4 separate regions of the Mus musculus genome follow, and all the other regions are linked to region 1. Evidence: chromatin loops called from intact Hi-C (ENCODE). Cell type or tissue: left cerebral cortex. All regions are shown on one strand. Region 1 holds the start of Atp9a (ATPase, class II, type 9A). Region 2 overlaps Atp9a (ATPase, class II, type 9A). Region 3 overlaps Atp9a (ATPase, class II, type 9A). Region 4 has its middle 11 kb from the start of Gm25214.

Region 1 (4,000 bases):
GTCTAAAATGAGGTCAGGGGTGGGCTTCAAGTTCCCCAGGTAAACTCCTACACCTGCACACCTATTAGGCAGACCTTGTTTAAGTCAGGTTTTTCCTAAGAATCACCTGGCACAGTCCCTGCATTTAACAAGGAGACACGAATCAACCGCGGCACATTACAGTCTACTTATCTTACTAATTAAAGTGTTTATTGCAGGGGTTGGGGTAGGGTTCCACACAGAGCTCTGACGAAGTGTCTTCATAAAAACTTATATTCTGGGGGATGGGGGGGGGGCGTGTAGCTCAGTGGTAGAATGGTTAACAGGCTGGAGGACCGGGTTTGGTCCCTAGCACCATCAAACCCCAAAACAATTTAAAAAGCCAACAAACACCACCCGCAGGAAGTGTGGAGCAGGAAATGTGGGAACCGTGTTCCAGTACCTTCCCGCCCCCGCCCCCACCCCCAGGCTTTCCGTTTCCGTTTCCCACTCGGTAGAATTGAGTAGAGCCTCCGAACTGAGGCCTCGGGGAAGCCAGGCACAAAGAGCCCACAAGATGGCAGCTGGCATCTCTCCTTCCTACACTGATACCTGCTCAGCAGCCCCACCCAGCTCCGGCGTCCCACGGCCGAGCTACAGGGAACCGGAGAGACGGCGCCGCAGGCCCCGCCCAGCCGCAGCGCCTTACCTGCGCGGCCCTAGAAACGCACCTCCCAGGTCCCACCCCCAGGGGCTCCGATTGGCGGCTGGAGGCGCGGCCTGGGACTCTGCATTCTCTCCAGCTCGACCTCTGTCCCCAGGGGATCGAGCCTGCCCCCGCCCCCAGCCCCTGGCGGGGTCCCCCGCCTGCCAGGACGGACTCCCGGGGGCCGCGGCAGGTGTCCCCTCCTCCCTGCCCACGGCCCGGCCACTCACCCCGCGCGCGGCCTACTGTCCACCCGCTTCTTGTGGCGCACGGGCTGCAGCGGGATGCTGTCCGTCATGTCGCCGCCCGCCGCGCCCCCTGCGCTCCCCGCGGCCTCCGCGCCGCCCCGGGGCAGGGGGAGAAGGCGCCGGCAGCGGGCGGGCCGGGCCCGCAGCGCAGGGGCGAGGTCGCGAGCGCCGGGCCACGCGCGGAGCCGCCCGCGCGGCCCGACCGACGGACACGGCCGCACCATGGGCCCCGCTCCGCGCTGCGCCCACGCGCGCGCCCGCCCGCCGCCCGGGGCCGCCGCAGTGTCCCCGCCCGCGCCGCGCGCCCCCCACGCGCGCCTCCCCCCGGCCACGCGCCCCCCGCCGTGTCCGTGCGCGCGAGCGCGAGCGCGCGTCCCGCCGCACTCACCCCACCCCGGGCATTCTCTCCTGCTCGCTCCGAGCGGCGCGCACTCACCCCGCCCTGCTCACCCCACCTCCACGCCGCGGCCACTCGCGCGCACAGCCTGCCTCCTCTGCTGCAACCTGCGCCTCGCGCTGGGGTCCCCCGAGTTTCGGGCCGGGGTTGGGGGGAGAAGGTGGGCAGGTTTTCGGACCCCCACACACCCTGTGGCATCAATCCCACCCCTCTCTCCAGCTGCATTCCTAAATCATAATAACAGAGTCACAGCAGCCTTCACCCAGACACAGTGATCGCATGCAAAGGCTGTATCAGTCAGTCTGTCTCTCTCTATCTCAAAAAGGATATTGTGAAAATGAAAACACTCTGGGCGCCAGAGAACAGCTCAGCATTTAAAAAGCAGCCACCATTGCTTGACACACCTGCAGCTTCAGCCCCAAGGGGTCGGAGAGGGCACCTGCGCTGACGTGGCATACACCCACGCAGGCATATGCTACTTAAAAGAATAATGAAAACAAACCTTAAAACCAGCACATAGGAGCTGAGTTTGGTGGTGTATGCCTTTGATCTCAGCACTTGGGAGGTAGAGGCAGGCTGAGTTCAAGGCCAACCTGGTCTACAGAGCCTTGATGAGCCAGGGATATACAGAGAAACGATGTCTCTAAATAAATAATCAATCGACCAGCATATAGAGGGCTAGAGAGATGGTTCATTGGTTATGTTCACCAGCTGCACTTGTAGAGGACCTGGGTTCGATTTCCAGCACCCTTGTGCTAGCTGATCAATGTCGGTAGTCCAGCTCCAGGGGAAATGATGCCCTCTTGTGGCCATCGTTGGTATTGCATGCATATGATTCAAACATATGCAAAAAAAAAAAAAAAAAGTAAAATACACAAATCTTTTTTAAAATGAGTATGTATGTCAAGTCCCTCAAGATGTAACACCGTGTAACTACCATAAACGATGCTGAACTATGAGGGGCAGTTTCTGCTGATGTTTTCTGCCAGGGTCCCTATCTTTTATAGTATTTTCTCTATCGAGAAAGGATACCAAACAAATAACAAAAGTGACTGAGATTCCAAAGACATTCCCCAAGGAAGGAGGCATCAGAAGTATTTTTGAGGGAAAACACTATTCTTCTACCAGCTGAGCTGGCTGGCTTACTTCTTCCTCTTCATTTCTAAAATGGTGCAACAGGGCCAGGTCCTAGGTTTTGTCCGCAGCATCAAGACACACGTACACTCGCGCGCGCGCGCGCGCACACACACACACACACACACACACACACACCACCACCACCACCACCACAACCACACCATATGTGCCATGGCACACAGAGCTCAGTATGTGCATATAGGTAGACCCATTAGAGTAAGAGAGCAAATCCTACCTCCGGACCCACATCTGTCCCCAGCTCCTCACACAGGATCTCACTACATAGCCCTGACCTGGAACTCTAGACCAGGCTGGCTTCAAAGAAATCCACCTGCCTCTGCCACACTAGCGCTGGGATTAAAGGTGTGTACTACCATTCCCAGCCAGCCAAAGATAGACTTGTAGTTGAGTTTAGCTAGATCCTAAAGCTTTCAGCAAGTCCCAATAGCCCTCCCCACTAAATCCAAATAACTAAACCCATTTCACCAGCAAGGCACAGGAACTCCGAGCCGCCAGCACAGAACCACGGCATCATCAGGGAGCAGGGCTGGGCTCCACACTCAGTCATCCATCGGGATATGGGTCAGGTCACAGCAGAGCCACAGCTACCGGAACCCTTTGGAGCACCAAGCAAATGCTGCCCCACATACATTCAGGCACTCCCTTGGCTCCTATGGCTAATACCCTCTCTGGACCCAAAATGTAGCAAGAGCAACTGATCAGCCAGGACCCTGGAGGCTTCCAGCACCTTCCAGCTGTGAAACTCCTCCCGGCAGACCCCATGCTCTGCAGGGCTCCAGTTCCTTGTCTGTGACAGAGCTCAGATAGGCAGCGTTGGAAGGAACATTAGTCAGCCATGAGCAATAGCAGGGCTAGCATGCATGCCAGACGCACTGTATGGGCAAGGCTCCAGGGCAGCAGAATGTGCCTGTGTGTGACATAGTCTCCATAGGTAGCCCAGGCTAGCCAATTTTTCTGCCTCAGCCTCCTGAGTGCTGGAATTAAGTACAAGTCCCACCTAAAACAAACAAAGTTCTTTTTAAAAGGTTTCACTCTCATAAGCCACTCTCTGGAAGAGAGAGACACTTAAAGCCTCGGTATCCAATGAGTTAGAGGCTCTCCTGGGCTACAAGGGGAGTTCCAGGCTATTCTGAGCTACATGGCGAGAACCTGTCTCAAAAAAATAAAGGAAACCAGCCCCATCCGTTCAATGGGCTGGGTGTCTCTGACTCCTGGGTGTCTAGAAAGATCTTTGAGGGGCTGAGGAGATGGCTCAGCGGTTAAGAGCACTGACCGAAGGTCCTGAGTTCAAATCCCGGCAACCACATGGTGGCTCACAACCATCCGTAATGAGATCTGGCGCCCTCTTCTGGGGTGTCTGAAGACAGCTACAGTGTACTTACATATAATAAATTTAAAAATTAAAAAATTAATTAATTAAATGAGAAAGAACATTATTTTTTTTAAAAAAGCTATAAAAGAATAAAAAATGGAAAAATAAAATAAAATATCGTCCTGAGGAAAAGCCAAAAAAAAAAAAAGCTATAAAAGCCG
Region 2 (4,000 bases), 57 kb before region 1:
GAGGACAGTAAACAGCTCCTGCGTGTGAGGCCCTGAGAAGGACTTGGGAGCCTCACATCTGTTATGATGGCGATCAAAACCAGACAGACTGGGCTGGAGAGATGGCTTAGCAGTTAAGAGCTCAAACTGCTCTTCCAAAGGTCATGAGTTCAAATCCCAGCAACCACATGGCAGCTCACAACCATTGGTAATGAGATCATTTATAATAATAAATAATCCTTGGGCCGGAGCGAGCAGGGACTTAGCGAGCAGAGTTGACCATAGCAGAGGGGTTTACCAGAGCGAGCAGAGGTCCTAAATTCAATTCCCAGCAACCACATGAAGGCTCACAACCATCTGTACAGCTACAGTGTACTCATTTAAAAAACCAAACAAACAAACAAACAAAAAAAAACCAGGCAGACAGAAAATACCAAGTGCTGGCAAGGACACAGAGAGACAGCATAGCCTGTGTGGGGGCAGAAAACAGTAACTGGAAGGGTCTGGTAGCTAGTGAAGGCGTTGGCTGCCCCTCAGTCCCTCAAGCAGGCTGCGCCACCCAGGGGGCACTGCGGATCCCAGCACTGATAAGAGGACGCCTGGAGATTTCCTTGTACCTGAGCTGGGGAAAGTCAGAGCAGCAGGGAAGGAATGTCCTACCTCCATAAACCATCACCCATGGGTCCTAAGGCACACATCCCAGAGCACTGAGAAAGATCTGGAAAGCTCAGCGCCACTCTCACGGCATCCCCTCTGGAGAGAAGACGGGCATCTCTGGGAGAGGCTAGGGAACAGGGCTGCTCTCTGTCCCCCACAGCTTTCCACCCACACAGTTCCACTGTTTTTAAATCAGGAATAGACTAAGGAGTACAGGGAGAGCTGCCCTGCTAGATCTTGAACCCAATTCCCTCACTCTTAAAAGAGCAAAAACAAAACAAAACACTAGACCACTGCTCCTCTCAATTCCCCAGGCCCAAAAAGGCAATTAGTGTCTCCTGACACCAGAGCCAACAGTATCTTATCTATTTTTAATGTCCCCAGTGCAGGCCTGGGACAGACAAAGGACAAAGTAAGCATCTATTAAACCAGGAGGCGCTTCCAATTTGAGGCTGCAGAACACTCTGCCATTTTTGCTTCCGACTCTGGCACCAAAACCTCCCACCACTCTGAGGATCGGGTTCCTTTCTGTGGGCCCATAAGATAAGAACAGAGTCCCATCCCTAGATCAACCCTCCCTCTCGTAGGCAGGGAGGCTCCCCGGGCTCTTAGAGCACTAGAAACTCATTCTGGAGTTTCTCATTTAAAATGAACCAAGTAGGAGCTGGTGAGATGGCTCTGTGGTTAAGAGCACTGCCTGCTCTTCCAGAGGTCCTGAGTTCAAATCCTAACAACCACATGGTGGCTCACAACCATTTGTAATGAAATTCAATGCCCTTTTCTGGTGTGTGTCTGAAGACAGCAACAATGTACTCATATTCTTTTTTTAAAATAGTAATAAATTGGGGCTGGTGAGATGGCTCAGTGGGAAAGAGCACCCGACTGCTCTTCCAAAGGTCCGGAGTTCAAATCCCAGCAACCACATGGCGGCTCACAACCATCTGTAACGAGATCTGACGCCCTCTTCTGGTGTGTCTGAAAACAGCTACAGTGTACTTACATATAATAAATAAATAAATCTTAAAAAAAAATAGTAATAATTTACTATTTTTAATCTGGCCTAGTCAGCCATCACTGGAAAGAGAGCCCCTTTGGACTTGCAAACTTTATATGCCCCAGTACAGGGGAACGCCAGGGCCAAAAAGGGGGAGTGGGTGGGTAGCGTATTGGGGGGTGGGTATGGGGGACTTTTGGGATAGCACTGGAAATGTAAACGAGGAAAATACCTAATTTAAAAAAAAAAAGTTTTAATCGTCTGCTATGCCAAACCTCTACACGGGGGCTGCGCTCCGTGGCCACCTAGTTCTATGTCCTAGGGCACAGCAGGGCACAGACTGGTCGGTGGCTGCTGGCAGAATCCTGCCTGGAAGTGGGTCAGGAGGGAATGGCAGGCAAGGGCGATCAGGAAATGTGACATGTGGCTCTGTGGTAACAAAATCACCTGGCACATGTATGTATGTGCAAGGTTCTGCGTTCAATCCCCAGAGCAAACAAAAGAAAAAGAGGGGAGGGGGGAAATACTAGGTAAAACCAAAATCAATACAGGCACCCACAGACTAGAGAGACACTTGCGCACAGGGCCTGTGTGATGGACCTGCCGCCCATCCGAGGCAGCCACAAGGGGGCCAGCGGTCAGGAGGGCTGCCGCTGAGGTCAGAGTAGAGACAGGGCGTGGGGCTGAGGGCAAGGGCAAGGCCTGCTGCTGTCTTGGCCAGTGTCCTGTTGCTGTGAAGAGACACCATGACCAAGGCAGCGCTTATAAAATGAAAGCATTTACAGTTTCAAAAGGCGAGTCTATTATTATCAAGGCGCGTCTATTATCATCATGCTAAGGACACGGTGGCACACGCGTGTGACGTGTGACGGTGACAGTGACGGAGAGGCAGCTGAGAGTTACACCCCAGTCCACAAAGGCTGGGAGAGAGACTGGGCTTCTCCAACAAGGCCGTGCCACTCCAACAAGGCCACACCTCCTCCTAATCCTTCTCAAGTAGTGACACCCCCATCCCTGCGACTAACCAATCAAACACAGGAGCTTATTAGGGGCCATTCTTACTCAAACCACTACCCCTGCAGGACGCACTCTGCATGTTGAGCAGCCTCAAGATAAGCAGTTCTCAACCTGTGGCTCATGACCCTTTTGGGGGTTGTGTATCAGATATCCTGAATCTCAGATATTTAAATTATGACTCATAACAGCAGCAAAATTACAGTTATGAAATAGCAACGAAATAATCTTATGGCTTGGGGGGGGGGTGTCACCACAACATGAGGAACTGTGTTAAAGGTCGAAACATTAGGAAGGCTGAGAACCACTGATACAGACACTCAGCAAAAGGAAAGACCTTTCCTTACTACCCAGCAAACAGGCAAGGTCACTCTCAGAAGCGTTGCCCCTCATGTGGGCTGGGGCTGCTTTAGGTACTGCCAGGTAAGTGCAATCAACACGGGCTCCAGGGTCTCCAGTTCCCCACCAGCCCCACTTCGCATGCTCCCCCCGCCCCTACTACCCCCGAGTACATCTGGGTGTGAGAACCAGGCTGTGGTCTAGTGGCCAGCATACGGTTCTTTGAGAAAAGAGACTCACAGCAGCCGTGGGAAGCCTCTGTGTGCAGGCCACCGGGAGCCGAAGCTTCCAGTCTGTCTCTCCATCCAGCTGATCCGTGCGCAAGAAGCAAGAGCCTGCGGAGAGATTGGGCACTGTCTGATGTCTGCAGCTCAAGCATGAAGCTTGGCTTCCCTCAGTGGCTCTGGGCAGTGCCCGCTGTTGTCCTTGAAGAGACGGCCCACCAATGGCTAGCGGCTCACAGAGAAAATAAATCTCTACTTCCCACCCCTTCCACGAGGTCTGTTCAAATCCTTCCAACCACTCACTCACTGTAGGATAGGGTTAGGCCCTTGACTTTGCTGAGCCATCATCAGCCTTTCTACGTTACAAAAAAGGAGACGTGCAGCCTGTTGTAACTGTCCAGCGGGGTGATGGGACAGTGGCCAACACAGGACGGTCACTCTGTGACCATTTCCAGGCAGGGGTACAGGAGCTTCCAGGCCCCTTCTCAGAACCATTTGGATTTCAATGCAACGTTTGTCTGACTGGCTTTGTATCTCAGAGCCCCGGGGTCGGGGTGGAGGACTGGAACCTGTAAGAACCTCCAGGACTCTTACAGGGGCTAAAAAGCTGAGCTATAGACTCAGGACATGCCAGGGCCTGCTCTTGCTGCAGAGTGACCCCAATAACACAGAACTCCCAAACCCACAATGCTTCAAAATCCAACGTGATTGGCTGATGACTGATTTAGACAGTCTCTAATATCCCAGAGTGGCCTTGAACTTCTGACCCTCCCGCCTGCTCTTCCTGAGGGCT
Region 3 (4,000 bases), 51 kb before region 1:
CTACTGCCTCTGCCCCCGCCTTCTCCTCGTGTGTGTATGGGGGGGGGGGGATATGTGTGGGTGTGTGCGCGTGCACATGCAAGTACACATATACATGTATTCATCTTTGGATGTGCACGCAAATACTTGCATGGAGAGACATTCTTGGGTTTCTATTGTTGTTTGTCTTTTATTTTGGGTTTTTGGAGATGTGATGTCACTGGCCTAAAACCTGTCATGGAGCCCCCCCCCCCCCCCAATCGGGGATCTACCTGCTTCTGCCTGCCCCCTGCCCCGTGCTGGGATCACAGGTGCCACCACACCCAGCTCTTTTCACACAAACTTGAGTCCTGGTTCATTCTCTGGTGGTGAGCACTTTAGGGACTAACCCATCGCCCTGTCCTCTTGTTTGGCTTGCGGCAGGATGCCAGGAAGGAAAGTTGTGAACAGTAACTAAGGCCAGGTGTGATGTATAGGCTTTTGATCCCTGCAGAGGCTGGCGGATCTCATTTCAGAAACAAATAGTAAAGAAATAGGAATGAATACAGGCAGGGGTGGGAGGGGGCAGCAGTAGCCTGTGTGGCTGTGCTGGGAAGGGATATGACCAGAGGGGCTCTGCCCCCAAGGACTCCAGGTTCTCTCAAGTTAACTTCACCATCGCCAAGAACCAGCACCATTCAATCCCCACAGAAACACGGTAAGACAGGTTCTTTTTTCTGACCAATTATAATCCCCAGACTTTCCAGACACCACCCCCAAACCTCTCACCTTCCAAATACAGACAGTAAACAGGTGTGCCAGTATCTGTTCAAGTGACAAGCATTAACCCAGACATTTAACAACTCTCCACAGTGTCCGCCCCTGCTCCCCATAAAACGGCTGGCAGACCCCGAGAGTCAGGGCGCTCAGGTCAATAGTTTGACAAAGGTGAGTTCAATAAATATTTTTAAGTGTCCATGTAGCAAGCTGTCTTGTAGAAAAGACATTATCATTAAGTGGGGGAGAGGGGTGACCCTCTCCAAAGAAACACACCAAGAAGAAAATCAAATGTAGATTCCGTTTATAATTATAAGCAGGGCTACTGGCTCCCCAGCTTATGGGTGCCTCAGGGGAATCTTTTTGTGTTTGTCTCAATGGGATGGAAGTTTTTCTTCCCAAGGCAGAGATGTCTGCTAGCATCCTGAAGAGTTTCTTCCCGGCAGTCCGGTCCACCAGATGCACAGAGCAAGGCAGGGCTCTACCCAGCATGGACCACTCCCCGTGCTCCAGCTTCCCATGCTCCCGCTCCCCGTGCTCCAGCTCCCCGTGCTCCAGCTCCCCGTGCTCCCGCTGACGCCCAGCCCCTGAGAAGTTTCTAGACTCAGCTCACCTTTTCCACAAGGATGAGGTCTCCCACCTGGATGTTTGAACTCTTCACCTTCACGGTCCCTGAAAGGCAACAGACCAACAAACACATCACTGTCTCGGACCATTTAGATTCTTCCAGGCAGCAAGGCGCACAAGCGCCCACATCCCGCCTCTGTCTCACTAGGAGGAAGCCTCCCTGGGCTGCAGTGGCCTCCCTGGGCTGCAGTGGCCTTGGGAGCCCAGTCTCCGCTTTAACAGCGCACCAGGAGAACTAAGGCTCTTCAGGAGAAGTGGGCTGCCCCTGCTGTAAGTTAGCATTTCTAAATCAACCAGTAATGGAGCTCAATTATCATTCACCAATAAGTTAAATTAATCATCACAATAAAATGCACAGGACTGGGGAGACAGCTCAGTGGGTAGAGTCCTTGCCACACAGACATGAGGACCTGAACTGCATCCCCAGAACCTACAGAAAAGTCTAAGAGAAAAGCCAGAGAGACATCTGCCACCTTTGAGGGAACAGGTGCTGATCCTCAAAGGTCAAGTTCACTCCCTAGCACTCTTTTGGGTTTTTTTTGCTCTGTGTAGCCCTGGCTGTCCTGGAACTCGCTTTGTAGACCAGGCTGGCCTCGACGTCAGAAATCCGCCTGCCTCAGCCTCCCGAGTGCTGGGATTAAAGGCAAGCGCCACCACGCCCAGCATGCCCTAGCACTCTTAAGTGGTGGTCATTCCAGCTCCAGGGGCATCTGGTGTCCTCTTTTGGACTCTTCCAGCACCTGCAAACCTACACCTCCCCCCCCCTCACACACACACACACACACACACACACACGAGGAGAAGGCGGGGGCAGAGGCAATAGAGAATTCCAGAGATGGAGAAATTACTCCTGTAATTTTCTTGGTACCCAGTGGAATTTGAAATGGAGAAATTAGCCTGACTTGCTTTCCTGCTCCACCAGGGGGCACCAACAACTCCAGGCAGGAAGGGTTAGAGCTCTGGAGGACTCCAGGCTCAGGGCTGGTTCCAGCACCAAAGCCTTGATGTTAGACAGATATCTGAAGCCCTGCCCCACCCTCGGCTCCAGTGAACTCCTCCTCAGGAGGTCCTCCCAACTTTACGAAACTTCACTTACAGTCTCTGGTTTTATTAGCAAATGTATGCCAAGGGCCTAACGTTAACGACCACACCCAGGTTCAGCTCTTTGCCAATGGTTAAGCCTAACTTACTGCTGAAGCCGCCACCCCTGGGCCTGTGTGTCTGTGAACTTGACAGAGAACAGGCTTTCAGGGGCTCGACAGGGATTCATTCTATCAACACTGAGATTTCTCTCTAAATCCTTCTCACTTTTTCTTTTTACAATAAGCATGAGGTAGGTTGCTTTTCCAACTAGAGACAAATATATTAAAATATATATATATATATATATATATATATACATACACACACACACACACACATATATAAAATAAACTAACTCAAAAACTTGAACTGCTAGGCCCACAGTCTTTTCCTTCCACGTGCAGCCCTGAGTTATGATCAGTTAGACTCCCTCAGGCCAGCCACTCTACCTCAGCACACCCTCTAACCCAGCATGTCTGCAGTCACTAGGTCTCCCAGCATGTTAATCCTCCACTGCAAGCAAGCCTGCTAGACCTGGCCCAGCCAGCAAGGTCTCCAGCAGACCAGAGGACCCCTACATGACCGGACACTTGTGTTGCTTAACCAGGGACTGTCACCGGGGGTGGTAGGGAGGATGAGCCATAGGTCAGCAGCTTCAAGAGAGACCAAGATAGGAGAGATGGCTCCTCAGTTAAGAAACCTGGCTGCTGCGGATTTCTGAGTTCGAGGCCAGCCTGGTCTACAAAGTGAGTTCCAGGATATCCAGGGCTACACAGAGAAACCCTGTCTCAAAAAACAAAACAAAACAAAACAAAACAAAACAAGAAACCTGGCTGCTCTTCCAGAAGACTAAGGGTTTATTCCCAGTACTCACATGGTAGCTCACAACCACCTGTTAACTCCAGTTTGAGGGGATCTGACACTGTTCTCTGGCATCCACGGCCACTGTGTACACATGGCGCACAGACACACATGCATGCAAAATACCCATACATGTAAATAAAAACATAAAAACTAAAGAAAGAGATCAAGAGAGCCCTAGACCCACACCTGTTACAGTAGTGATGGTGCCTTGCATTAAGTGTGTATGGCCCACCCCATACATGGTGGTGGTGGTGACGATGGGATGGGGGGGGGGTGTGCACACGTCTGTGGAGGCTGATGACAACTTTCAGGAGTTAGTTTCCTCCTTCCACTCTGAGTCCTGTGGAGAGGACTTAACCTGTCGAGTTTGGCGACAAGAGCCTGTATCCACTGAGGTGCCTCACCAGCCCTATTTCCTGAGGCGCTGGAGGACAGAGACGCAGTCTTCAGTGGCTGGTACCAACTCCCAAAGTGAAAGGCAATTTAGAACCCACAACTCCTAAGCGAGAATTAACCTCTGTCTTCCAGAAAGGAGGAAGAGAAGTGGAAAGAGCAGGAGGAGGAACAGAGAAGGGGGAGGGTGGGGACGGGGCACAGAAACGGGAGCAGGAAGCACCGGTGCAGCCAAGGCGAGAGCTGAAAATCCTTACTGGAGGGCCAGCAAGGTGGCTCAGTGAGTAAAGGGGTCTGC
Region 4 (4,000 bases), 130 kb after region 1:
TCCACTTCCATGTCATGGCTGGCTGGGGTCCATCTGGGCACACTCACTATATATACATTAAATACATATAAAAAGAAAACAGATTTTATTTTTTTAAGTGTTCATTTTATTTCACAAGTATTCATGTTCGCGTGCATGTGTGTCTGGGCACCGCATTGGAGCCTGGTGCCATTGGAAGTCAGAAGATGGCATCAGATCTCCTGGAGTTACAGATGGTTGTAAGCCTACACCTGGGTTCTGGGAGCCAAGCCTGGATCCTCTGCCAGAGAGGCCAGTGCTCTTAACTGCTGAGCTGTCTCTCCAGCTCCGGAAAACACGCAATGCATTGAGAAGCGAAGGCAAGATCACAATTGCAAGTGGCTTTCTCCATGCAGCCCTGGCTGTCCTGGAACTCACTCTGTAGACCAGGCTGGCCTTGAACTCAGAAATCTGCCTACCTCTGCCCCCCAAGTGCTGGGATTAAAGACTGTGCCATGGCCCAGCTCTTGACATGTTCATTCAAGCACGTCCTGTATGTGTGTCCAGTACACTCCATCCCCTGCAGAGCAAGCTCTTTTCTGACTGAGTCACTTTCCCAGCTCTGCTTCCAATTGGTGGGTTTTTACCTGCACATGAGAGTGTTGGAGTCCCTGGAACTGGAGTTACATAGTTTGTGAGCTGCCATTTAAGTGCTGAGCTTGAACCCCGGTCCTTTGGGAGAACAACTACTCTTAACTGCTGAGCCATTTCTCCAGCACTGTTGTCTCTTGTTTTTAAAGATGGGATCTGAGGGCTGAGGACGGTTCCAGCACAGTTTAGAACATGAACTGCTTTTCCAGAGCACTGGAGTTAGAGTCCCAGCATCTACAACATGGCGGCTCCTGACGGATCTAACTGCAGGGGATCTGGCGCTCTCATCTAGTGTCATAGGCATGTATAGGGTGGACAGACACATGTGCAGACAAAACACACTCGCGTATAAAATAAAATAAGTAATAAATCTTTATAAAGAAGCCTCTTTAAAAAATATGTTTGGCGGGCTGGAGAGATGGCTCAGCGGTTAAGAGCACTGACTGCTCTTCCGGAGGTCATGAGTTCAAATCCCAGCAACCACAACCATCTGTAATGAGAAACAAACAAACAAACAACCTATGGGCCAAAGCGAGCAGGGCCGAAGCAAGAGGGAGAAAGGGAAGAGAAAAAATAAAACAAAATAGCCACATCCCAACACCCACCCCATATTCACACCCACTCACACATCTCCACACTCACCCCCAACACCCACACACAAATCCCTCCCTCCCTCCCTCCCCCTCACACACACAACTCTCTCAGAAACATACTGAGAAACGTCTCATGCCGGTTACAGCTCAGATCCTTCTGAAACTACAACTCCATGAGGCTGGTGTCCCTGAAGTTAGCACTATCTGGTCCCCTGGTCACAAGCTGAGAGCCGGTAAAGGCCATCTTTCTCTACACCATCACATGTGTGGGTCTCTACTTCTAACCGACTCTGGGACCTGGGGATCCCCTCTGACCCCTAAGGGGCCTCTCTAATGCAGTCAGGAAAACATGAGAGCCCGAGTCAACTCTGAAATCAAAGGCTGGACAAACCCTGGGTGAATTAGAAGTGTTAGAAAGAAGCCACCTCTATTCCCTGCTTCCATAGTTGCTCGAGTTTACAGTGAAGCCAAGACGTTTGCAACTGAGGAATAGAGATGGAGAGGCGGGGCTGGGGCAGAAACCAGGAGGCAGGTGCTGATGCAGAGGATACTTACTGCTTATTGGCTTGCTCATTCAGGACCACCTGCCCAGGGATGGCTCCCCCACCAAGTGGGCTGTGCTCTCCCAAACAATCCTGTATCAAGTAAATGCACCAGGGGCTCCCCCTACAGGCCAATCTGGTAGGGGCATTTTTCTCAGTTGAGTTTCCCTTTTCCCAAATAGCTCCAGCTTGGGTCAGGTTGATAGAAAACTGGACACCACCGTTGATGAGCTCTAGGCTTAGTAGAAGACCACATCTCAAAACCACAAGGTGGATGGCCAGACATGGCGGTGTACACCTGTGATCCCAGCACTCGGGAGGCTGAGGGAGGCAGGTCTCTGTGAGCCTGAGGCCAGCCTGGTCTCCAGGATTAATTACATAGTGAGAGCCTGTAATAATATCACGGAGAAGCGGCTGAGGGAAGATGACACCTCGCATTGTCCTCTGGCCTATGCATGCACATACTGTCCCCTGACCCTCCTCTGTGCCGTTTGCACTCACAGCCTCCGATGCTGAACGGAAACCTTTCCTTTTTACCAGAAAAGGCTTTAAATAAATACTGCATTATATATGTAGGTGTGTGTGTACACATGTATATGTATATAATAGATACATATAAATGTGGGTGTGCACTCACGTGCATGTGCAAACACACACACCTTCAGATGCTGAACAAAGCTGGAACCCTTTTCTTTTTACCAGACAAGGTTTTAAGTAAATACTGCATTATATATATGCATACATATATACATACATACATACAAACGTGTGTGTGTGTGTGTGTGTGTGTCTATTCCTCTCATGCAGGCCTGGTGCTCACAGAGGCCAGAAGAGCACAGCAGATCCCCTAGAACTAGAGTCACAAGTGCTTCCGAGCCATCATGTGGGGACTGCGACTCAAAACCGGGGTCCCCCACAAAAGCAGCGAGTAGCCCAATGAGCCAGCTCTCCAGCTGTGAAATATTTTTATATCAAAATTTAGTGTGTGTGTCTGTGTGTGTGTGTGCGCGCGCGCACGTGCACCAGAGGACAACTTTCAGGAGTTAGGTCTCTTTTCCACCTTGTGGGTCCTGGGATTCGAACTTGGATCATCAAGTTTGGCATCAGGCTCTTTTATTTACAGAGTTATATCTCAGCCCCTTTTCTTATTATTTTTACATTTTGCCCACCGGCCTCCGCTAGAAGGAGGAAAGGATGAGGTTTTGATTTGCGTAAGAACGGTGCTTGCCTCGAGCGCCACAAAAGATCATGGGTGGAACCAGAGGAGGGAGAAAAATAATCAGCCATCCTTTTCTTGATGGCTATTTTAAATATTTAGCTGAAATTGTCTGCATCTGTGTGTCAGCTGTTTTCTCTGCAAACAGCCCTAACCCCCGTGCTCACACACAATACGGGGAGGCGGGCCCCAGCTGCGGGGGCCCCCTCTTGTGTTTTCAATTTAAAGCTTCACGTAGACCGGTCACACAAACACGGATAGAAATACGCAACTTGTGAATTGAGAAAGCAGTAGTTTTGACTCATAAAATCCTTTGATAGTTTAGCCATCTGGTCAGAGTGAAGCTGCGCATAAAAGAGGTCCAAGTAAGGTCAAAGGGCACCCTCTGAGGGTCAAGGGGCCCGGGCAGAGTTTGCTCCAGTGGACTGGGCTAAAAGGATGCCTGACAAATTATTGCGCATTCCATAGCTTTTTGCGTAAGTATTTGATTACAGTGGGCAGGAATGTTGTTGATATTTCTAACCTGAGCGGGGGAGGAGAGGGAGGCAGGGCTGTGTCACCGATGCTTTCTTCCCATCTTTGGCTTTCCCGGCCACTGCCAGGCTTTTTGGCCATGCCTCGGGCCCTATCCCAGGGCACTTGTCCCTGATCGAGAGAGCACCCTCTCCCTTGGGAGAGAAGGAAGCTCATAGCTTTGCCTGGAGTGTTCCAAAAATCCCCGCTGCTGTCTTTCTGGTCCATAGGTAGTAAAACAGGCAACATCGCGGTTGTTTCCGGCGTGAATGGCAACAGAGCCACGCATATTTATGGTTGTGTTTCTCAGAGGGGGTCTCAGGCAGATGGGGATTTAAGATGATTTAGCGTCTTTTTTTTTTTTTTTTTTTTGCTTGAGCCAGAACTCTGGAGGGAGCCACTCGATTTTTTATAGGGTCTTGGGGGCTGGCGAGATGGTAAGGGCGGGTAAGAGCACTCACTGACTGCTCTTCCGAAGTTTCTGAGTGTAAATCCCAGCAACCACATGGTGGCTCACAACCACCCGT

Evidence for each region. Peaks named below come from ENCODE experiments on the same cell type or tissue, not always from the same donor. Only the 100,000 strongest peaks of a DNase experiment are listed, where the experiment ranks them.
Region 2: a loop joins it to region 1, with 5 times the contacts of the local background. A loop is called at or near these places in 17 of 42 quality-filtered maps.
Region 3: a loop joins it to region 1, with 4 times the contacts of the local background. A loop is called at or near these places in 17 of 42 quality-filtered maps.
Region 4: a loop joins it to region 1, with 2.5 times the contacts of the local background. A loop is called at or near these places in 4 of 42 quality-filtered maps.

Annotation. Positions count from the first base shown.
Region 1 is chr2:168,740,788-168,744,787 of GRCm38, forward strand. It overlaps Atp9a (ATPase, class II, type 9A), which reads right to left and starts at 1,013. Exons shown (of 28, transcript NM_015731.3): 1 at 895-1,013. The coding sequence starts at 962. In left cerebral cortex, CTCF peaks have their summits at 672, 2,114 (motif pointing left) and 3,828 (motif pointing left); DNase peaks (open chromatin) are centred at 87, 635, 1,479 and 2,081; H3K4me3 peaks cover 1,813 bases; H3K27ac peaks cover 1,357 bases.
Region 2 is chr2:168,684,118-168,688,117 of GRCm38, forward strand. It overlaps Atp9a (ATPase, class II, type 9A), which reads right to left. Exons shown (of 28, transcript NM_015731.3): 7 at 3,224-3,318. Among named protein-coding and RNA genes, the nearest start is that of Mir7004, 45 kb to the left of the region's middle. In left cerebral cortex, CTCF peaks have their summits at 1,591 (motif pointing left) and 2,261; DNase peaks (open chromatin) are centred at 553, 740 and 1,081; H3K27ac peaks cover 1,221 bases.
Region 3 is chr2:168,689,618-168,693,617 of GRCm38, forward strand. It overlaps Atp9a (ATPase, class II, type 9A), which reads right to left. Exons shown (of 28, transcript NM_015731.3): 5 at 1,349-1,407. Among named protein-coding and RNA genes, the nearest start is that of Atp9a, 50 kb to the right of the region's middle. RefSeq lists an enhancer at 3,502-4,000. In left cerebral cortex, a CTCF peak has its summit at 2,290 (motif pointing right); a DNase peak (open chromatin) is centred at 2,288; H3K27ac peaks cover 30 bases.
Region 4 is chr2:168,868,821-168,872,820 of GRCm38, forward strand. No RefSeq gene overlaps it. Among named protein-coding and RNA genes, the nearest start is that of Gm25214, 11 kb to the right of the region's middle. In left cerebral cortex, a CTCF peak has its summit at 1,868 (motif pointing left); a DNase peak (open chromatin) is centred at 1,927.